Linked DNA regions of Homo sapiens: region 1 is linked to region 2. Evidence: chromatin loops called from intact Hi-C (ENCODE). Cell type or tissue: mammary epithelial cell. All regions are shown on one strand. Links, peaks and the distances in the headings refer to the core of each region. The heading gives the core; the rest is flanking DNA.

Evidence for each region. A loop is a pair of places that touch in the nucleus more often than their neighbours do. Peaks named below come from ENCODE experiments on the same cell type or tissue, not always from the same donor. Only the 100,000 strongest peaks of a DNase experiment are listed, where the experiment ranks them.
Region 1: a loop joins it to region 2, with 5 times the contacts of the local background. A loop is called at or near these places in 16 of 110 quality-filtered maps.

What each region holds. Positions count from the first base shown.
Region 1 is chr7:36,436,142-36,447,014 of GRCh38, forward strand. ANLN (anillin, actin binding protein) reads left to right here. Exons shown (of 24, transcript NM_018685.5): 21 at 3,063-3,149; 22 at 7,614-7,721. Among named protein-coding and RNA genes, the nearest start is that of ANLN, 52 kb to the left of the region's middle. In mammary epithelial cell, for the core only: a CTCF peak has its summit at 4,951 (motif pointing right); no DNase peak of the experiment used is centred there.
Region 2 is chr7:37,175,798-37,186,670 of GRCh38, forward strand. All of the region lies in intron 13 of ELMO1 (engulfment and cell motility 1), which reads right to left. Among named protein-coding and RNA genes, the nearest start is that of ELMO1-AS1, 180 kb to the left of the region's middle. In mammary epithelial cell, for the core only: a CTCF peak has its summit at 6,383 (motif pointing left); a DNase peak (open chromatin) is centred at 6,394.

The DNA of each region.
Region 1 (10,873 bases), core at 1,454-9,453, 740 kb before region 2:
AACCATCAATCTGCATTTGGTTTCTATGGACATATCTATTCTGTATATTTCATATAAATGGGATCATCATACAATATGTAACTTTTTATGTCTGGCTTATTTCCCTTAGTGTAATGTTTCGGAAGTACATCCATGATGTAGCATGTATTAGAACTTCATTTCTTTTTATGGCTGAATAATATTCTATTATATGTATATACAGCATTTCATTTATCTGTTCATTCATTGATAGATATTTGGGCTGTTTCCGCATTTTGCCTATTGTGAATAGAGCTGCTTTGAACATGTGTGTGCATGATTTGAGTACCTGTTTTCAGTTCTTTTGTACGTATACATAGGATATACATAGGAGCAGAATTGTGGGATCATGTGATAATTATTTTTAGGAACTGCTAAACTCTTTTTCAAAGCATCTAGACCATTTGATATTTCTACCATTAATGTGGGTTCCCATTTTCCTACATCTTTTCCATTGTTTATTTTCTGTTCGTTTTATTTTTAAATTATAACCATCCTAGTGGGTGTGAAGTGGTTCCTCATTGTAGGTTTGATTTGAACTTCCCTAATGACTGTTGATGTTAAATGTCTTTTCATGTGCTCATTGGAAGACAAAATGTGTATCTTTGAAGAAATGTCTATTCAAGTCCTTTGCCAAATTTTCAGTTTGGTTTGTCTGAGTTGTTTTAGTTGGGTTGTCTTTTTGTTACTGAGTTGTAAGAGTTTTCTTTGTATATTCTGGATATTATCAGATATATAATTGACAAATATTTCAAACCATTCCATAGACTGTCTTTTCACTTTCTTGATAAAGTGCTTTGATGTGCAAAGGTCTATAATTTTTTTTATTATGGTAAATAATACATGGTATTTATCTTTTGAAGAAATTTTTAAGTATACAGTGAATTATTGTGAACTATAAGCATTATGTTATATAGCAGATCTATAGAATTTTCTTCATTTTGCATGACTGAAATTCTGTACTCGTGGAACTGCAGCTCCTCATATTCTCCTCCCCACTCCCTGGCAGCCACCACTGTAGTTTCTGCTTCTATGAGGTTGGCTACTTTAAAGATTTCATATGTTGCTTTTCAGCCTTTTGGATAAGGTCAAATGTAGATACTTCATGATAAGTGGAGTCGTGTAGTGTTTGTCTTTCTCTGACTAGCTTATTTCATTTAGCATAATGTCCTCAAAGTTTGTTCATGTTGTAGCATATGACAGGATCTCCTTTTTCTATGCTAAAGAATTTTTCATTGTATGTATGTACCGCATTTTTTTGGCCTCTTCATTTATTGATGGGCACTTAGATTATTTCCATCTCTTAGCTATTGTGAATAATGCTGCAATGAACGTGAGAGTGCAGATAGCACTTCAAGAACCCATTTCAATCCTTTTGATAAATACCTGGAAGTGGGATTGCTGGGTTATATGGTAGTTTTATTTTTTCATTTTTTTTTTGTGGAACCTCTGTAGTAATGAAAGGTTTTTAATTCTGGTGAAGTCTAATTTATCTATTTTTTCCTCATGTTGCTTGTGCCTTTGGTATCATATCTGAAAATCCATTGCTAAATCCATGATCACAAAGCTTTACCTCTATGTTTTCTTTCTAAGAGTTTTATTTTATTTTATTTTATTTTAAAAATTTTTTTTTGAGAGTTTCACTCTTGCTGCCCAGGCTGGAGTGCAATGGCACAATCTTGGCACACTGCAACCTCTGCCTCTGTGTTCAAGTGATTCTCCTGCCTCAGCCTCCCGAGTAGCTGGGATTACAGGCATGTGCCACCATGCTGGCTAATTTTTGTATTTTTAGTACAGATGGGATTTCACCATGTTGAAGGTGAAATCCCTTCAAGGCCAGGCTGATCTTGAACTCCTAACCTCAGGTGATTCACCCGCCTCAGCCTCCCAAAGTGCTGGGATTACAGGCGTGAGCCACCGCGCCCAGCCTTTCTAAGAGTTTTATAATTTTAGCTCTCATACTTAGGATATTATCCATTTGGGTTTAATTTTTATAAATGGTATGAGGTGAAGGTCCACCATCACTCTTGGTGGGTGTGGATATCTAATTTTCTCTGCACCATTTTTTGAAAAGGCTGCTCTTCCGCTTTAAATGGTCTTGGCATCCTTGGCAAAAATCAGTTGGCCATAAGATGTATGGCTTTATGTCTGGTCTCTCAATTCCATTTCTTTTGTCCATATGTCTGTTCTTATGCCAGCACCACACTGGTGTTTTTGATTTTGTTTCTTTGAGACAAGGTTTTGGTCTTTTGCCCAGGCCAGAGTGCAGTGGCATGATCATAGCTCACTGCAACCTTAAACTTTTGGACTCAAGTGATCCTCCTGCCTCAGCCTTCCAAGTAGCTGGTACTACAGACATCTGCCACCACACCTGGCTAATTTTTTCATGTTTAATAGAGACGAGGTCTCGCTATGTTACCCAGGCTGGTCATGAGCTCCTGGGTTCGAGTGATCCTCACTCCTTGGCCTTCCAAAGTTCTGGGATTACAGGCGTGAACTACCATGTCCAGCCAGCCCACACTGCTTTGATTACCAAAGTTTTGCGTTACGTTTTGAAATTGGGAAATATGATTCCTTCAACTTTGTTCTTAATTTTCAAGATTGATTTGGTTGTTTGGGGTCTCTTGCAATTACATATGAATTCAAGGACTGGCTTTTCCATATCTGCAGTTTATTGTTCTTTATTGCTGGGTGGTATTGTGTGGTGTGAATTTACAGGTTGGTTTATCAGTCTCTTATTGAGTATATTCTCCTGTTGATGGAGAATAGATAAACCCAAATATTGTCGTCTGTTTTCTTTCTCACATTAACTTGAGACTTAGGGCTTTTGGTTTTGTCAAGCTTTACCTTAAATGAATTTATTCTTCAAAAGTATTTGTTGGTAAGGAACCAATGGCTTTTTGGCCATGTCTTTTATACTCCAACTTTAGAAAATGCTCTGTTTTCAAGTTGTAATAGTCTCTGTTCATGATTTATACATGATTTATCAAGAAAAATCACACTTTGAACCTGTTTTGCAAATAATTTACCTGTTTTCTTTGCAGGTCCCCTTTTTATCTTCTTTGGAAGGTCATATTTATTTAAAAATAAAATGTCAAGTGAATTCCAGTGTTGAAGAAAGAGGTTTTCTAGTAAGTAACATCACTTAGTCTTTAACTTCCTTTTTTCCATTTTGTGAAATACAGACTTGTTTCCCATAGGAATGAAATCCTTTGTGATTAAGTAATAAGTTGGTTCAGTAAAGATTTGTTTTATGTCCTTTATATGCCAATCACTGTGCTGCCATTGGAATGTAAAAGACCACAAAAAATAATTCCTCTGCTCATGAGTTTTTAGTTTAGAAGAGAGAAATACAAACGAACAGACAAGCACAATATAATACTCTAATAGGAGAAAACAGGGTGCATCGGTGTCAATTGGTGGGACACCAGGTCTTGACTGTGTGTGGGGTGGGATAAAGGGAACTGCTGAGAGAAGTAATTTCTAAACTGAGTAAGTTAATCTGAGAGAAAGATGAGAAGTGCTCCAGATAGGGGGAGAATGTACAGTGGCTTGAAGGGCCCTTCTTTGTCACTCCTACCCAAAGAAAAGAAGAATGACACATGCAGACAGTGGAAGGTATTTCAGGATAGCTAGAGCTTAGAGTTTGAGGGCATGCATGTGATTGGTGGGTGGGGAATGAGGAGGAAAGTGTGGTTAGGGGAAATGGGGCAAGAGTTCAAGGGCCTTTTAAAGAATTTGGACTTTATCCTAGAGTCAGCGAGTTACTCTTACAGGATTTTAAGCAGAGGAAATTATCCAACTTGGGATTGAGAAAATCATTCTGACCAATGTGGAAAGCAGATTGGAGAATGACAACCCGAAGAAGACTAGTCAGTTCCCACCAATGTGGGAAATTTTAATGAGTTAAGTTTTACGTGATTTGAATTTTAGATGCCTGGAAACATGTGTGAAAGTTCTGGGTTTGGAGCTCAAGACAGACATTTAGTAGAGGTAAAGATGTGGATATCTGCAGCATGGGGAAGCCCAGGGCAAGTGAGGGAAGCAGAGCCAACTCACTGGAGGAGTGCCAGCATTGAAAGGACGGATGGAAGGAGGGAAGCCTCAGAGGAGACTGCAGGGAGAGAAACGGAGAATCTAGCATCATGGTTGTCAATAGAAGAGAACATTGAAAGGAGGGAGTGGTTGAGTTAGATCAGATTCTGTTAGGACTGTTGGACTTATTATTGGGTGATCATTCTGGCGCAGGTGAGGGCAGATGCTAGACTGCAAATGGGTCCAGAGTGAGTGGGAGATGAGGAATGAGCACAGGAGCTTGGAAACTCTTGGAAACACTTTGGCAGTGAAGGAGTAAGGAGAGAAGAGTGTTGTGCTTGCAGAGGTATGTAGGGTGAAAGGAGGATTTTGTCAACATTTTGTTAAGATGGGAGAGACGTAAGCGGCTTTAAATGTAGATGGGTAGCTTCTAATAGGGCCAAAGAGATTGAAGATAGAGGCCATGGAGGACCTGATCTAGGGCTTATGGGGTAATTCATAGAGCAAGGTCATGAGAATGGGAAGAATTAAGCCCAAGCCACAATTCACAGGATTTATTTGATACAGAATTTACAGTTTTCTCATTATCAGAGGAGGAAAGTATGTGTGTAGAATGCATAGAAGATTGTGAGTATGGTACAAGAAGTAGAGAAAATCCACTTGCTTTGGTGTTCTCTGTGAAGCAAGAACTTGAATGATGCAAGGGATGTTACAAGTCAGTTTGTAACTGCTGTCAAAGGTTCAGAAAGAAGAGCTAGATATTAAGGAAAGCCCGGTGGTCTAAGTAACTGTAGCCAACTTCCCAAGGATTGGGAATTGCTACTTATTAACAGTATTTTTTCCTTCCTTATTAGGTTTTATCACATATAAATCCAGCAGGTGGCACTAGATAGTCTTGGAAGAGTGTAAATTTCTGACTTGAAGGCAGTATTTGCCTAATGACCTTTTCTTTTCATGTAAACATTTTTATATTTTATTGTTGATGCCTTTAGCAATGGATAGGCTCTGTTAAGATAGCTGGTCCATTTGCATATAACGTCTCACCTAATTAGTTTTTTAGATGGGCTCTTAACGAGCTTGTTAGATCTCTTCAAGTTTACTCTGTCTTGAATCCTGTAGCCCATTCTTCTCACATTCACACTTACAAAAATGTAGTAAGAAAGAGCTCTGGATTCCCCGACATAACTTCTGTCCTCTGCCTAAACATTGCATTTTAATTGCCTCTACCCCCTATAAAAAATTAGAGGTAGTAATGGAAATGTAAGCTCCTCAGCTCAGCTTCCTTTCCTGATGTGCCAGGGCTGCCCTGGAGGAGGGCGACTCCAACCAAAGAGACAGGTAAGTGGTTCTGACAGGGTGCCGGGCTAGCTCTGCCTCCACTGAGGAGCAGCAAGAGGCAGGCGCTCTGGATTGGCAGCCAGAAGGTTCAATTTTTGTGGTCTGTGTGATGTCACTTAATTTCCTTGGCCCTCTGTTTCCTCAGCTATAGAAATGAAAAGGCCGTCCTTTTCTTATTCCTCTCTGATTATAGTATGATGTCATAATAGCTGGTGTTAATCTTGTTTATCAAAAGTTACCTTGTCTGTTTATTACCTTTATGATGTAAAAGGTGAACGTTAACACAGGAGGGAGCTGGTGAGTGATTTGTGTTAACTTTCATGCTTGAGATTGAAATAACGACATTCCTTTCTTTCTTCCTTGGGGAGCTGTAAGCAGTGTTGCCTAGAAAAAGGCTGCTTTGGGAGGAAAATGGAAGGATTAGGGGAGGAGGAAAAAGGTGAGGCAGGAGAGCATATGGTTGGAGCAAGCCAATTAATCTGAGGTGTCAATCTAGCTTGGTAACATTTGCTCCCACACGTCATGGCCAGAAATTAGACTCTTGATTCAAGCCACCTTTTGGGAAATTTACATAAAACAGTGAATTGAGAAGAGTGTATATCCTATTGTCATAGGGTTGGAGTAAGGACTAGTTGAGATAATTTAAAAATACTTAGAGGAGTAGTTGAGATAATTTAAAGATATGCTTAGAATGGTTCCTCACAGCAACAACCAAGTAATACTAGTTTATTCTTAGCTTCTCAACAATCAGAGAAGTAAAGTTGGAATATGAAGGTAATCTAAAATCAAACGCAAAGATGCCTTTGGATCATCTGTATCAGAGGGCAGCACAGCAGCCCTCACTGACTGTTTTTATAGTCTTTGATTGGAACATAGGCTGATCTGCTTACTTAGCATCTGTGACTGCTTCTGTGCCACAGCAGCTGAGCTGAGTAGCTGTGGCAGGGACCGTATGGCCCAAAGTCTAAAATATTTACTCTCTGGCCCTTATAGAAAAGGTTTCCCTGATCTACAGCATTGTTATGTTTTTACCTTGCTTTGTTCTTTAACACAGAAGTTCCCAGATGAATGTTGTTTTTTTTAATTTTTATTTATTTATATTTTTATATATTTTTTTGAGACGGAGTCTCACTCTGTCACCCAGGCTGGAATGCAGTGACGTGATCTTGGCTCACTGTAAGCTCCATCTCCCGGGTTCACGCCATTCTCCTGCCTCAGCCTCCTGAGTAGCTGAGACTACAGATGCTCACCGCCACGCCTGGCTAATTTTTGTATTTTTAGTAGAGATGGGATTTCACTGTGTTAGCCAGGACGGTCTCGATCTCCTGACCTCGTGATCCGCCCGCCTCGGCCTCCCAAAGTGCTGGGATTACAGGTGTGAGCCACTGCGCCTGGCCTTTTTGTTTGTTGTTTTTTTTTTTAAATTAAAAGTGAGGGCTTCTATATAGATTAGGGCTCTGTTATGACTATAACTAAAAAATAGTGGGGGAAAAACTCTTAGCTTCTACTTACCCTGTTTAAGTGGAAGTGCTTCCGTGGAACAAAACCAGATGTTATTAGTTGCCTATTCTGGAGCCCTGTTTCTATCCAGCACTACTGCCTTGCCTACCTTTAGCATATAGCTAGCATCCCTAAGGACAAACGCCTGATGGCAGGGAGGCACCACTTCAAGCGTGTCTCACGGCCCAGCAGTGGGCTTGGAGTTTTGATGTTTATCATGGTTATTGACCAAGGCTTATGATCATAAGTTAACTCTTTTCTAATCCTGTTAGAAAACTTGATCTCCTGAATAAAGATTAAATGCCAGTCTTGCATATTAAGATAGGTTTAACTTAATATGTTATCATTAATTTTTTAAAATATATAAGGTATGGTAATTTTGTATTATTAATTCTCCAACACTTGAGGCATTTCTGTTGTTTAAGGAGCATTTGATTAGGGACACTATACTTTTTAAAAGTCTTAAAGTAGGTAGAGGTATTTAATTTAGGGTTGATATCTGAATGTTTTTAAATGCTTGTAGATGATGTTGAAGTAAATTTCTGATATGAATAATCAGTGATTTTTATTATTAAGATAAAAGACATGATAAAAAAACATACAAATAGGTTTTGAGATATGAAATATGTCAACATACTACAGTTAGTGTACAGAATCAGCATTTCATTGTTAGGACATTTTCCTCAACTTTCTAAAGCCAGCATTTCAACTGACTTTTCCAGACCATATTTGAAGATGTTAGTGGTTTTGGTGCCTGGCATCGAAGATGGTGTGTTCTTTCTGGAAACTGTATATCTTATTGGACTTATCCAGATGATGAGAAACGCAAGGTAATTTATATAGTACTGTTTAGTGGTGAAAGCCCTGATTGACTTTCGTGTAGTGTTCATGCAAATGTTCCCTCTGGCCCCCATCACTCACCCAAATTAATAACCCTTTTTGTGTACTCACTAAGCCATTAAAAATGTTCTTGTTGGCCAGGCGCAGTGGCTTACGCCTATAATCCCAGCACTTTGGGAGGCCAAGGCGGGCAGATCACCTGAGGTCAGGAGTTCGAGACCAGCCTGGCCAACATGGCGAAATCCTGTCTCTGCTAAAAATACAAAAATTAGCTGGGTGTGGTGGCAGGTGCCTGTAATCCCAGCTACTCAGGAGGCTGAGGCAGGAGAATCTCTTGGATCCAGGAGACCAAGGTTGCAGTGAGCCGAGATCACGCCACGGCACTCCAGCCTGAGCGACAGAGCAAGACTCCATCTCAAAAAAAAAAAAAAAATGTTTTTGTTGTAGGTGTGTGTGTGTGTGTGTGATAATCCTTTAAAATTTTTATATCCTATCCATTCCCTATGATTTGACCACTCTTAAAATACCTTAACATGTATATTTTTCCTTCTTTTCTACTGGATGTTTAATTATATTTTTTGTTGACATTTGAAGTTGGAAATGTTTTAAATTTAATTTTTTATCTTGTTAGTTAGGGTAAAACAGTAATGGAAACCCACCCACAGGAACAGTGGTTTGTATTTTGTTTCTAAAATTTAATAATAGGATTTTGTGTAATATATCATGTTTTTAAAGAAGTTAATATCATTGCCCAAGTAACATTATTTATTATCCCCAAACTGGAAAATAGAAATAAGCAGAATTAAAAAGGAAAATCATCCATAATAGACATAGCTATTGTTCATATTTTGGTTAGATATGTTTTCAAACTTTTAAAATGTATAATATATAATAATTATTCATTTATGAATCTTTTTAAAAGGAAAAGCATGCTTTTTATAATCTGATTTTTTACTTGATAAAATATTCTAACATCTTTCAGCATCAGTAAAGATAAGTCTAATGCTGTGTTGGATAGCTATGTGTGTTACACTGTAGTCATTACAATTATTAATATTTTAAAAATTTGTGAAATGTTTGAGACATCCAAAAGGGCGTAAAATAATTTCATCAACCTCTGTGTTATTATTCCAGTTGAAGCTCCCCATGTAATTCTCTCTCCCGCAGAGATAACTTCTACCCTAAAATTGTTTATTGTTCCCATGCACTTATTTAAATTTTTATTATACAGATTGAATATCCCTTATTCATAATCCTTGGGATTTAGAGGCGTTTCAGATTTGGGATTCTTTTTTTTTTTTTTTTTTTTTTTTTTTCAGATTTTGGAATATTTGCATTATACGTGCCAATTAATTATCTCCTAATCCAAAAATTCAAAATCTGAGATGCTCCAATGAGCATTTCCTTTGAGCATCATGTTGACTCTCAAAAAGTTTTGGATTTTGGAGCATTTCAGATTTCAAGATTTTCAGATTTTGGATGTTTAACCTGTACATGTATATAAACAATATATGTTGCTGCAATTGCATGTTTTTAAACATTATACAGATAATAACATATTGTATGTATTATTCTGCAACTTGCCTTTTTTGGGTCAGTATGGTTTGTGAAATTTGTCTGGGGTGGTATGTGTAGCTTTAGATTGTCCCCTCTTCTCTGTATAGTATACTTTTGTAAGAGCACATTACAATTTATCCATTCTCCTGTTTAGAGACCCTTAGATTATTTCTAAATTGTTGTATACAGACAATGCTGCTGTGATTCACTTTCTTCTCATTTTGTTTTGGTTTGTACCTTTTACAGCCCACATGCAGGAAGATTTAGTTTCTTGTACACATGGATGAGAGTTCTTTTTTGAATGTTACCTAGTAGCAGAATTGCTGGGTTGTAGGGTTTGCACATCTACAACTTGATTTTGTCAAATGAGTCTCAAAAGTGGTTGTACGATTTTCCATTCCCACCAGGAGTATTTGAAAGTTCTCAGCTTTTCATATTCCCACCAATACATCATATGTCAGCCTTTTAAACTTCCATCAGTATGATAGATGTGAAATATACTCTTATTTAAAAAAATTTTGTATCTTCTTGATTACTAGACTAAGTATCTTTTCTAAGCATAAGAGTGTGTATGGCCATTTATATTTTCTCTCGTATGAACTGATTGTCTCTATATTATTCATTTTAATATTTTTTGATGCATTGCAATTATATTTCCCTAGTCTTAGGCCTGGCGTATCTTTTAATTTATCTTTATAGTGTCTTTTCATGCACAGACTTTTCTAATGTTAAGGTAATCAGACCTGCTAGTCTATTGCTTTGTGCTTTTTAGGGTCTAATTTAAGAAACTATCCTTATCCTGGAGTCAAAGATTTCTTTTATACCTCTTTCTAAAGTTATAGAGTTTTATACTTCACATTTAATTTCCCTAGAATTGATTTTTTTTTTCATCTGAATAACCAATTGGGCCAGCATCATTGAATGGTTTGTTCTTTCCCCACTGTGTTAGGCCATTCTTGCATTGCTATGAAGAAATACCCAAGACTGGGTAATTTTTAAATTGGCTCCTGATTCTGCAGGCTGTACTGGAAGCATGATGCTGGCATCTGCTTAGCTTCTGGGGAGGCCTCAGGGCGCTTTTACTCACAGCAAAAGATGAAGTGGGAGCAGGTACATCACATGGTAAAAGCAGGAGCGAGCGAGCGAGCAAGTGAGCAAGGGGAGGTGCCAAACATTTTTAAACAATCAGTTCATGCGAGAACTCATTCACTATTGTGAGGACAGCACCAAGGGGATTTCTTGAGAAATCCGCCTGCATGATCCAGTCACCTCCCAGTAGGCCCCACCTCCAACACTGGGGATTACAATTCAACATGAGATCTGGGTGAAGACAAATATCAAAACTGTATCATTCACTGATCCACAATGCCATTTCTCATGTGTATCAAGATGTCATTATATGTGTAGGTTTATTTTTAGGCTCACGGTTCTGTTTCCTTTGGTCTGTTTCCCTATCCCAATCTCAATGACCGTAGCTTTAAAATAAATCTTAATGTCTGCTAAGGCCAGTCTCCTAACTTATGGAGTAATGTATAGTAGTTCCCCCTTATCCTTAGTGGACGCGTTCCAAGACCGCCAGTGAATG
Region 2 (10,873 bases), core at 1,473-9,472:
GATTGTACCACTGCACTCCAGCCTGGGCGACAGAGTGAGATTCTGTCTCAAAGAAAAAACAAAACAAAACAAAACCAACAAACGACTCATGATCACTTTAGAATGGACAGTGTCTCTGTTCTCAGTGTATAAGAACATAGTTACTTTTAGTTCCAAGTTGAACTGCAATACCTGAAAATGATTTTCACAGCAGCATAGGATTCAGATTAGACACAAGAAAGAACTTTCAAGTGATGTTTGGAATGATATACAGGAGATCGTGGCTGGTTCTACAACAGTCTTTGGATATAGCTGAGAATATGCTGTCATTTACTAGAGATAATAATTTCAGTATAGCCTACAATGGGCTAGGCAAATTAATTTCAGAATGACCTTTAACATCTCAACAATTTCCCAAGCTCCCCAAAGACTCATCGACTGTTATACTTTCACTGTCATTTCCTAGAAAAGCTTCCTCAGAATCCTAACAATACTTTCAAAGAAAAGGACTGCTTCCTTATTGTCACCTCCTCCCTATGCATTGACAAAGTACTTTCTTATAAATGACAATGTGCTAAAAATAGTCACAAATAAAACAAAACAAAAAGCAACATATAGCCTAACGACCATGAAAGTCTCCAAATATTTTGGTCTATCGCAGTGAGATAACTGAAAAGGAAACAGAAAGCTGTAAGAATAAAAATGTACAATATAATATTGCTTACAAAAATACTAGAACATTGAATGTCCAGTACTTAAAAATATCAAAATATATACAATGCATCAACCCAATGGAATGAACAGCCATAAAAGTAATTGTGGTATAACAATATGAAAAAGTGCTTGTGAGATAATGCTTCAAGTAAAACATAGAATAATCTTTTCCCTCCTATTACAATTATTTGACCATTTACAAAATGACCAAAAACTGGAAGCAAACAGGAAACAAAAATAACTAACGGATGCACTGTCATGGAAACATGGAACACATTTTCTTTTATTTCTCTATTACTTTTATGCTGATATTGGTTGCAGTAAACAAAAGTTAGAAGACAAAGTAAAGAAGGGAAAAGGAAAACACAGTTATAGCTTTTAGACGACTATATAATCAACGTCAGACAATACTGGCATAGACCAATATGGAAGACACAGCTCAATGCCTAAGTACGGATATGGTGTAGCCATTAAAAATGCTTAGGAAGGACTGTAGATGTATCTTCCAGTGGGAAAAGTGACCCAGCAGAAATGGACATTGTATGTTACAAACTAGATAAAAGGTGGGAAGAAGAGTTTCCAGTGGAACTGAAATTAAGAGCTTCAAGGAATTAAAGAAGACCACCTTTCCAATTAGACACTCTCAGAATGAGAACTCTAAACATAGCATGTTCTAGCAGAAGATTGTCAGATAAAGCAAATCTGAGATTTCATTTTCTGTGCCCTGTCAAGAAAACTTTCTGCTATGAGTGGCTTGTAAAACTCATGATACTCCACTCTGTGTCAATGGTTGCCAAACACATTCACACATAAAGCAAAATATACTAGCAATTAAAAACATCATGAGCACAAGAAAGTACAAAGAAGTGGCATGGGAATAGTGCTTCTTTCAATAGTTCTCAAACTTCAGAGCTAATTAAATTTCTTTGTTTTCCCCAATTGGAAGCATAGTAATTAGTAATATTCAAGTTACAGCACAATAATTTAAAATGTATTCTGAGAATAATTTGAATTAAATCTTAGGAAATAAACAAAAGTGACCTTCCTTCTAAAGACTGACTTTATTTTGAAAACTATTTGTATTTGTTTTCCTCTGTTATGTGTCGCATTTCATTCCTGTCACTCTGTGTTCAAGAGGACACTACTTAAAGATTTCTAATTTAGTGTGTACCTAATGAGAGAAAGCTAGAGAGTGATTGCTCCAGCTGCTGGGTGGTCATGGATTGATTAAGGTTTGTGGATTACTCTGGCCCTTCTTTTCCTTGACTCACTGCTTACTATGTGGTATATACTGGGACCTAGAGAGGTCATCAGTGAAGGGAAATTAGATAAAATCTGTATCTATGTTACTCTTTGTATTTGAAGGGGAGGTTTACTTTATAGATTGAAATCAGCTTTCTAAAATATCCACAGATCCATCAAACCAAATAAATGCCCCTCCCCCAAACTCAAGACAGCCAATGCATGATTCAGGAGGGAGTTAGGCACTGGGGAACTTCCTGTGATGGTTAATTGTACATGTCAACTTGCCTGGGCCAAGGAACACCCAGATAGCTGGTGAAGCATTATCTCGGTGTGTCTGTGAGTGTGTTTCTGGGAGGGATTAGCAGTATGTTAGTCCGTTTTCATGCTGCTGATAAAGACATACCCGAGACTGGGTAATTCATAAAGAAAAAGAGGTTTAATGGACTCACAGTGCCACGTGGCTGGGGAGGCCTCACAATCATGGCGGAAGGTCAAAGGCATGTCTTACACTACAACAGGCAAGGAGAGAATAAGAACCAAGCAAAGGGGAAACGTCTTACAAAACCATCAGATCTTGTAAGACTTATTCACTACCACGAGAATAGCATGGGAGAAACTGCCCCCATGATTCAATTATCTCCCACTGAGTTGTTCCCACAACACACGGGAGTCATGGGAGCTACAATTCCCCATCTCTTCAAAAAAAAAAAAAAAGAAAAAATTAGCCAGGCATGGTGGCGCCTGTAGTCCCAGCTACTCAGGAGGCTGAGGTGGGAGGATCGCCTGAGCCCAGGAGGCAGAGGTTGCAGTAAGCTGAGATCACACCACTGCACTCCAGCCTGGGCAACAAAGCCAGACCCTGTCTCAAAAAAATTTTTTTAATTAGAAAAAAAACAGTATTAGCACCATAGAAAGATATTTAAAACCACACAATAGTAGAGAATAAAAATTGTAAAAGTCAGGAGAGACGTACCTCCTCATACGAGGTGGCAAGGCACCTTGCCTCTGTAAGTTTCTCTCCAAAAACCTATAACCCCAGTCTAATCATGAGAAATATGAGACAAACCCAAACTGAAGAACAGTCTACAAAACACATGACCAGACTTGCTAGGAAATATCAAGGCCATTAAAAATAAGGAAAGACTGAGAAGCTGTCGCAGGTTGAATGAGACTATAACTAAATGCTACCTGGGATCTGAGGAAAGAAAAGGACATCAGGGAAAAACCTGGTGAAATCCTAAAACACTCTGCTGTTTGGTTAACAGGATCACACACTGTTAATATTTGGTTTTGATAAATATACTTTGTGTAAGACATAATGTGTATGATATTAGCATTGCCGGAAGCTAGGTAAAGGGAACAGGGTAACACTCTGTACTATGGCTGCGACAGTTCAGTCAACCCCAAATTATTTCCAAATAGATAGCTTAAGAAAAAAAGGCAACAGATAATTTTTTTCTTAGAGGGAACAGACTGGCGAGGGGAATTTTGTTCATGTGGCTTAAAAGTAATCCAAATTTAATCTGAATGTTTGCATATAGCTCTTTTTTTTTTTTTTTTGAGACGGAGTCTCACACTGTCACCCAGGCTGGAGTGCACTGGCGCGATCTTGGCTCACTGCAACCTCCGCCTCCAGGGTTCAAGTGATTCTCCCACCTCAGCCTCCCGAGTATCTGTGATTACAGGGGCCCGCCACCACGACCGGCTAATTTTTTGTATTTTTAGTAGAGACAGGATTTCACTATGTTGCCCAGGCTGGTCTCGACCTCCTGACCTTGTGATCCGCCTGCCTCGGCCTCCCAAAGTGCTGGGATTACAGGCGTGAGCCACCGAGCCCGGCCTTGCATATAGCTCTTTCAACTTTAAAAACAAAAGGCAAAATATTTTAGGAAAAGCTGAATTATCAAATACATGTGAATGGGGAAAGAGGAACAAAGACTTGGGCAAGGCTGGCTACATGGAAACAGTAGAAAGAAAGAATCACTTCCTTGGATCTGCTGCTAAGATAAGCTGTACATTAATAATCATGTACACAAAAGAAATCAGCAACATATCAAAATTGAGATTGTCAATTTATTCTCAAGGTAGCGAGGTGCTTTTGCTTGGCAGAGGGAAGTTACACAGCGAGGTAAAGAGAAGAATTCATCCTTCTAGGCAAAGTGTGCAGGAGCCCAGTAGGCAGCCTGGGGAATTTTTCACCATGCCATAGAAGACTGACTTAATTATCTTAAGAATTTACATTGTAAATTGTCATTTTCTCACTCAGCATCTGACAAGTGAATGAACATAAAGCAAATTCCATTTTGCCACACAATATGAAAGAATGATTTTTAACCCAAAGGGCTGCACAATGTGCTTCTGCATCACCATCTTCCAGTCTTGAAGCCATAAACCTCCCATTCTATGATGCCCGAAACTAAAGGAATAGCAGCAGATTTTCCATGGTCTTCAGGAAACTGACCCTCATATCACTATAGCCCACAGAATTGGGACAGCTTTACAATGTAAGGCTGAAAAATGCCGTCTCCGTGCCATCACTGGTTTTTGTAGGGGTAATAGGATAATCAATGCTCCTAAGTTTAGCATGTGGAAATCAGGACCCATTTTCCCTTGGGAGGGAGATGATATATAAGAACTTGAATCTAATCATGAAAAGCATTAGCCAAATCCAAATTGAGAGAGATGATGCACAAAACCATGGTCTGTATTCTCCTAGAAATGTCAAGGTCAAAGAACACACAGAAAGGCAAAGCACTATTCCAGATCAAAGGAGAGCAAAAAGAAAGACAGCTAAATCCGCACAGGATGGAGGACTGCATCCTCGTCTAGGAAAGAATAAGTGTAAAGGAAATTTGATGAATTTTGAGTCATGACTGTGGATTAGACAATAGAATTGTATGAATGTTACATTTTCAGGTTTTTATAATTGTACAATAGGGCCATATTAGCAAATACGTACCTACTAAGTATTTAGTGCTAAAGGGACACAATGTCTCCAGCATGCTCTAAAGTGTTTTTTTGGGGAAAAATATGTATATATACACACACACATATGCACATATGCACACACATATGCGCACACACACACACACACACATGCACACGCAAACAGAGAAAGAGAGAAAGCAAACACCAGGGAGGAAATGAGGCAAAACATCAACAGTGAATATATCTGGTGGAAGGTTATGCAGAGTTCCTTGTACAATTCTTGTAATTTTTTTCCTAGGTTAAAATCATATCAAAATAGAAACTCAAAAAAATGATTTTTGGAACTAGATAGTGGGTGATTGTGCAATATTATAAATGTACTAAATGAAATGTCTACTTTAACATGCTTAATTTTATGTTATGTGAATTTTACCTCAGTAAGAATAAAAATAATAACGACAGTCCCAAGAGACTCTCCATAATTCCAGGGGTCACAGTTGCCTGGACTCAAAATGGGGACAAGTGAGAGGCATAAAGTGTTAGATGGCAAACCATCAGCATGCCCAGTGGCCACAAGGCAGCCTCCCTAAAACAGGGGTCAACTTTTTGTCCTGAGAACCGTCTCTGAAACTACTCCAAGGTAGTACTCCAGGCTAAGTCACCGAGAAGGAGGATGCCCGCCTCATCCCTGCAGGGTGGGGTTACACCACACCTGCCCTCTCTGTGGGCTACTCTTCACATTTTAATTAAATCATCGGGCATTTCCTGAGGCAGCTCTGTCTTGTATTTGCAGATTGGATGGCCTTTGAGCGTCCTTGTATAAGCCAAGACTTTTGACAGAAATGCAATCCTAGTTACAGAAACAAGAGGCCAATTTATATGAAACTGAACTGGGAGATACATATAAAGACCATTAAACACAGGACATAATACCACATTCCACAAGTAAAGAAATTCTCAATAAATATTTGTCAAAAAAAGAAAGCAGGAATGTATTGCAGTCCTCATATCACAGATGAGTATGTGATGCTCAGAGAGGTTAAGTATTTTGCCCAGGGTCACACAGCTAGTAAGTGCCTAAACTGAGGTTTGATTGCAGGTCAGCTGACTAAAGTCAGTACTTTGAACAATGGCCTCTGATTACTACCATGTTTCTTTGAGAAAATATGGTGTAACTTATGGTTGCAACAGGCATTGCTGATTACTGCATCCCTAGCAAAGGAAATAGTTATTTTCTCAGTAGAGAAAAGAACACAGAATACACATAAAACTCCTGCTTAGAAAGTACCAAATATTTCAAATGTGTATGCCAACATATAAGCTGTATTTCCTCCCTCCAATTGCCCCCCTCTCAAATAAGAAAAAAAAAATTAAAAACACATTTACATCCGTTTTGCCCAAACTTGGATCAGGCTTGGAAGGTAAGAGGTGACCAGCTAAGGCATGGGGTTTGGTGTGGGCTTCCCACCGCCCCGAGGCTCCTAAGTCCAAAGGCATGGGAAGGTGCTGCCCCCTGGTGACGACATGAGGTAATCAGCTCAGCACAGTGAAAACTAGAGCTTCACATCCTCTCAGAGTTTGGTAACATCGGTAGAGTTTTATACACCGGCAGATACGGTAGGGCAGATTCTAAGCAATCACTCAGTGTAACAATCACAATCCCACCCCATTCACTTGCACTTAAATGTGCTCTTGAGGCAGGGAGAGAAAATGGCAGCAGAACAGCTCTCAGCACATATAAGGTGGAAAAAGGCTAAAAATGACAACATAGGAAGATCATGAGTGCTCTTGTGCTCTACTTTTTTTTTTTTTTTTTTTTTTTTTTGAGACGGAGTCTCGCTTGGTTGCCCACGCTGGAGTGCAATGGCACGATCGGTCTCGCTCTCCTTCTTTCTCTCTTTCTCTCTCTCTCTCCCTCCCCCTCCTCTCTCTCTTCTCTCTCCCTTGACAAGCGCTTTTTCATTTGCATTCCTGAGTTCTCTTAACCTTTTACTTAGAGAGGTGCAGTATGGTTTAGAGTAAATAAATTTAAAAAGCCAAGAGGCTTGGGAATGATACAATTATCACTGAATTCTGGTGTCCCTTCTTACCCCGTGTGAGACTCTGGGCAGGTTACTTAACCTCAGTATAGTATTTTTAGATATAAAACCAGGGACAAAACATCTATTTCACCAGTTAGCTGCAAGAAGAGTGTGTCAAACATGGTGGAGGGGCCCTCATAGGTGGTAAGTATACAAACAATGTTTAGTTCCTCTTTCCCTCTAGGCTGGCACTCCATAAGGATGGCTCATACCTTTGCTATGCTCTTCTTTTTTTTCCTGGAGAAACCCTATAAAAATGTCAAAAAGGACTAACACACGGAAGCTAGGTTTGAAATGCAGAGACCAGCTTGCATGGAGTCAAAGTGATTGGTGTGTTGATACACTAGAACAATTTTAAATGGAAATAGTTTAGGAGCAGACATCCTAAAAACTGCCCAGAAGGCCTAATGAAGGAAGAGAAGCTGCTGAAGAGGAGGACGATCTGGCACAGAAGGAGAAGGAGGAAGGAGGAGGAAGAACAGGTCTATCGAGAGTGAGCAACACGTTCATTTTCACAGCAACTAAATACATCAAACAAAAATAAACCCCGGCTGTAAAGAAACATAGTAAACATTCTGCCAGTGTATGTGGTAAATAACATTGTTTCAGTAATTAGTGCCATTTTTTATACACTGCCCCTAAAGTATTTACAATAAGGATGTGACAATGAGGAGGAAGAGGCAGGGGGAGAAGAGGAGGGAACCAGAGCCCCAAAGCTTTATTTGTTCGTGCACTACACATGAATCCAACTTTTATCAGGGGAAGAGATAAGAAAGGCCTAGAAAAGCTGACCTCCTGTTACTCAGGACCCAGAAGAGAGAGAGAGAAATAGGGAGGTAAACTGGAATTTTCTCTATAAAGCACAACAGCACAGATGTGCTCACAGCAGGACAGAAGTAGCAGGAAAGAGGGAAGGGCCATAGTCTATGTCCCCCACCTCCCTCAACTTTCTCACTTCACTAAGTATATTCCAGACTTTTTTTTTCTCAAGGCCAAAGAGAATAAGGTTTAGAAGATGAAAAGGTGGATAGAATTGTCCTATCTGCTTCGATTTCACTGGTAAACGTATAATAAAATAAAGGCAAAATACCTTATCTTTACCCTTATATAATAATAATAGCTTACATTTATAAAAGATCTATTATATATTGTTACATACAACTTCAGAAATTTTATTTTTTGTTTCTAGAATTTCCATTTGGTTGCTTCCTACTGTTTTCCATTTCTCTACCAACACCTCTAATTTCTCTGCTAAGATTCTCATTCATTGAAAACATGGTTTGTTTTTCTCATTGGGGATAGTTATCACAGTCGTTTTGAACCTTTTGTCTGTTAGTTTCAACATCTGGTTCATCTGAGAGCTGGAGTTGATTTTCTTTTGTCCTCATTCTCCATGATCTGGGAATTTTGGATTCTTTTCCAGATATTATGAATGTTAGGTGGTGAAGATTCTGGATTCTGTTTTTTCTCCAATGAGTGTTGCTTCCTTTGTTTTAGCAGATAGTTCTCTTGTCTGTGCACAAACTGCAAACTGTTTCCAGGGCTACAAGTCTGGTCTTAGTGAGATCTTCTGTCCATAGCTAGGTTGCTTTGAGTAGGCTCCATGCATGTGTGGTTCAGAGTCAGAGATGTGGGGAGACACGGTTTAGGGGCACCCTCTCTGGCTACCTTTGTGTTCTGGCTCCAGGCACTAATGCAACAACTGAAGACACTTGTTGATATGGGCTCCTGTAATTGCTCTACACGGTCAAGGCCAAAAGTGAATACGTTGACTGAAAAGCCATACTTTCCAGAGGATAAAATTATTGCAAGCCAAGGATTAAAACATCCATTTAAATCAAACTGCTTTGGCTGAAACCTTTTACTATGTTTATGAAGTCCGTCATGGCATGATGGCTCACACCTATAATCCTAGCACTTTGGAAGGCAGAGGTGGGCAGATCACTTGAGCCTGGGAGTTTGAGATTGGCCTGGGTAATATAGCAAAACCCCATCTCTACCCCCCAAAAAAGACAAAAATTAGCCCTGGTGTGGTGGCATGTTACTCAGGAGGCTGAGGTGGGAGGATCACTTGACCCCAGGAAGGTGAGTCTGCAGTAAGCCATGATCATGCCACTGCACGCCAGCTGGGACAAAAAGTGAGACCCCGTCTCAAAAGAAAAAAAAAAGTCCATCACGAATTACTTCATTGCTATCCTTTTTTCTCTTGTTCTACATATTTGACTAATCTTCATATCTATGAAATAGGAAGTCATAATTTATAATGAGTCTGTCTATTATAACTAGACGGACAAATAGAGTATAGGCTAATGTAAAATATTTTGCATTTCCTCTCTCATCACGTCATTAAAAACTGTCTTAAAGAGCGGAGTTATTCTGAATCAAATATGATAGCCTAAATGCAAAGGATCGACAGATTAAGTTGAATTTGTGGTCAATCTTTATTCTTAGCAGAGCAGCAGCTAGCTAGAGTTTTAAATTAGAAACTGCTTCTATGCTTTTCAAAGATATTACAATAGAATTTGATACTGAGCCCAGAATATTTAATAGGGAGGTCTAAGTAGTATCATTTATAGAAATGAAAGCTTTAATATTACTCATTCTTTCCATTTACTACTTGTTAAAAATAACATTGTATTTTAATTTTCATAAAGTAAATGAATAGTCCTGAAAAAATAATAAATGAGTATTTATGTGATAACTGAGTTCCAAACAAAGGTCCACTTTCTGGGCAGGGGCTTGTAGTGGGCATGGTAAACCCACTCAGATCACCCTAGATTCAAGCTTTTGTTGGAGAAACAGCACTGTATATATATACATACCATATATATAACGTGGAAGGACCACATAACCCTAGATGTGACTGATTGTGCCAACATGGTTACATGGCTCAAGCCAGACAAGATTTTTGATCCAGAAAATTTGAAGTACTCTTCTTAGGGATCATTTATATAGGTCTACTTATAATAGCATACAAAAGAATGAAATAGGAATAAATTTAAAAGATAAAGTACAAAATTTATATTCTGAAAACTGCTACACAACACTGTAGAAAGAAATTAAAGATGACCTAAATAAATCAATGGGTATCCCATGTTCATGAATTAGAAGGCTTTATCTTGTTAAGCTGGGATGGCAATGCTCCTCCTAAATTGATCTACAGATTCAATACAATCCCTATCAGTAACTCCGCTGACTTCTGCGTAGAAATCAACAAGACAATCCTGAAATTCATGTGGAAATTCAAGACACCCTCCATAGCCAAAATAATCTTGAAAACTAACAAATTTGGAGGACACACACTTTCTGATTTCAAAACTTACTACAAAGTTTCCATAATCAAGACAGCGTGGACTTGACATAAGAATAAACATATAGCAATGGAACAGGATTAAGAATCCAGAAATAAGCCTTCACATTTATAGTCAATTGATTTTTGACAAAAGTGTCAAGAAAATTCAATGAAGAGAGAACAGTTTTCAGCAAATAATGCTAGGAAAACTAGATATCCACATGCAAAAATGAAGTTGGACCCCTTCCTTATGCCATACACAATTAACTCAAAATGGATCAAAGAACTAAATATAAGGGTGAAAATTATAAAACTATTAGAAGAAAATGTAGGTATACATCTTCATGACCTGGAATTGAACAATGATTTCTTAGTTATGACACCAAAGGCATAAGCAATAAAAATAAAAAACAAACTAGATATATATCAAAATAAAAATCAAATTTAAAAACTTTCACGCTTCAAAAGACACTCTCAAGAAAGTGGGAAGGCAATCCACAGAATGTGAGAAGTTGCAAATCATGTCTGATAAGGACTTGTATCTAGAACATACAGAACTATTACAACTCAATGATTAAAAGATGAACAGCCCAATTAACAAACAAGCAAAGGATCTGAACAGACATTTCCCCAA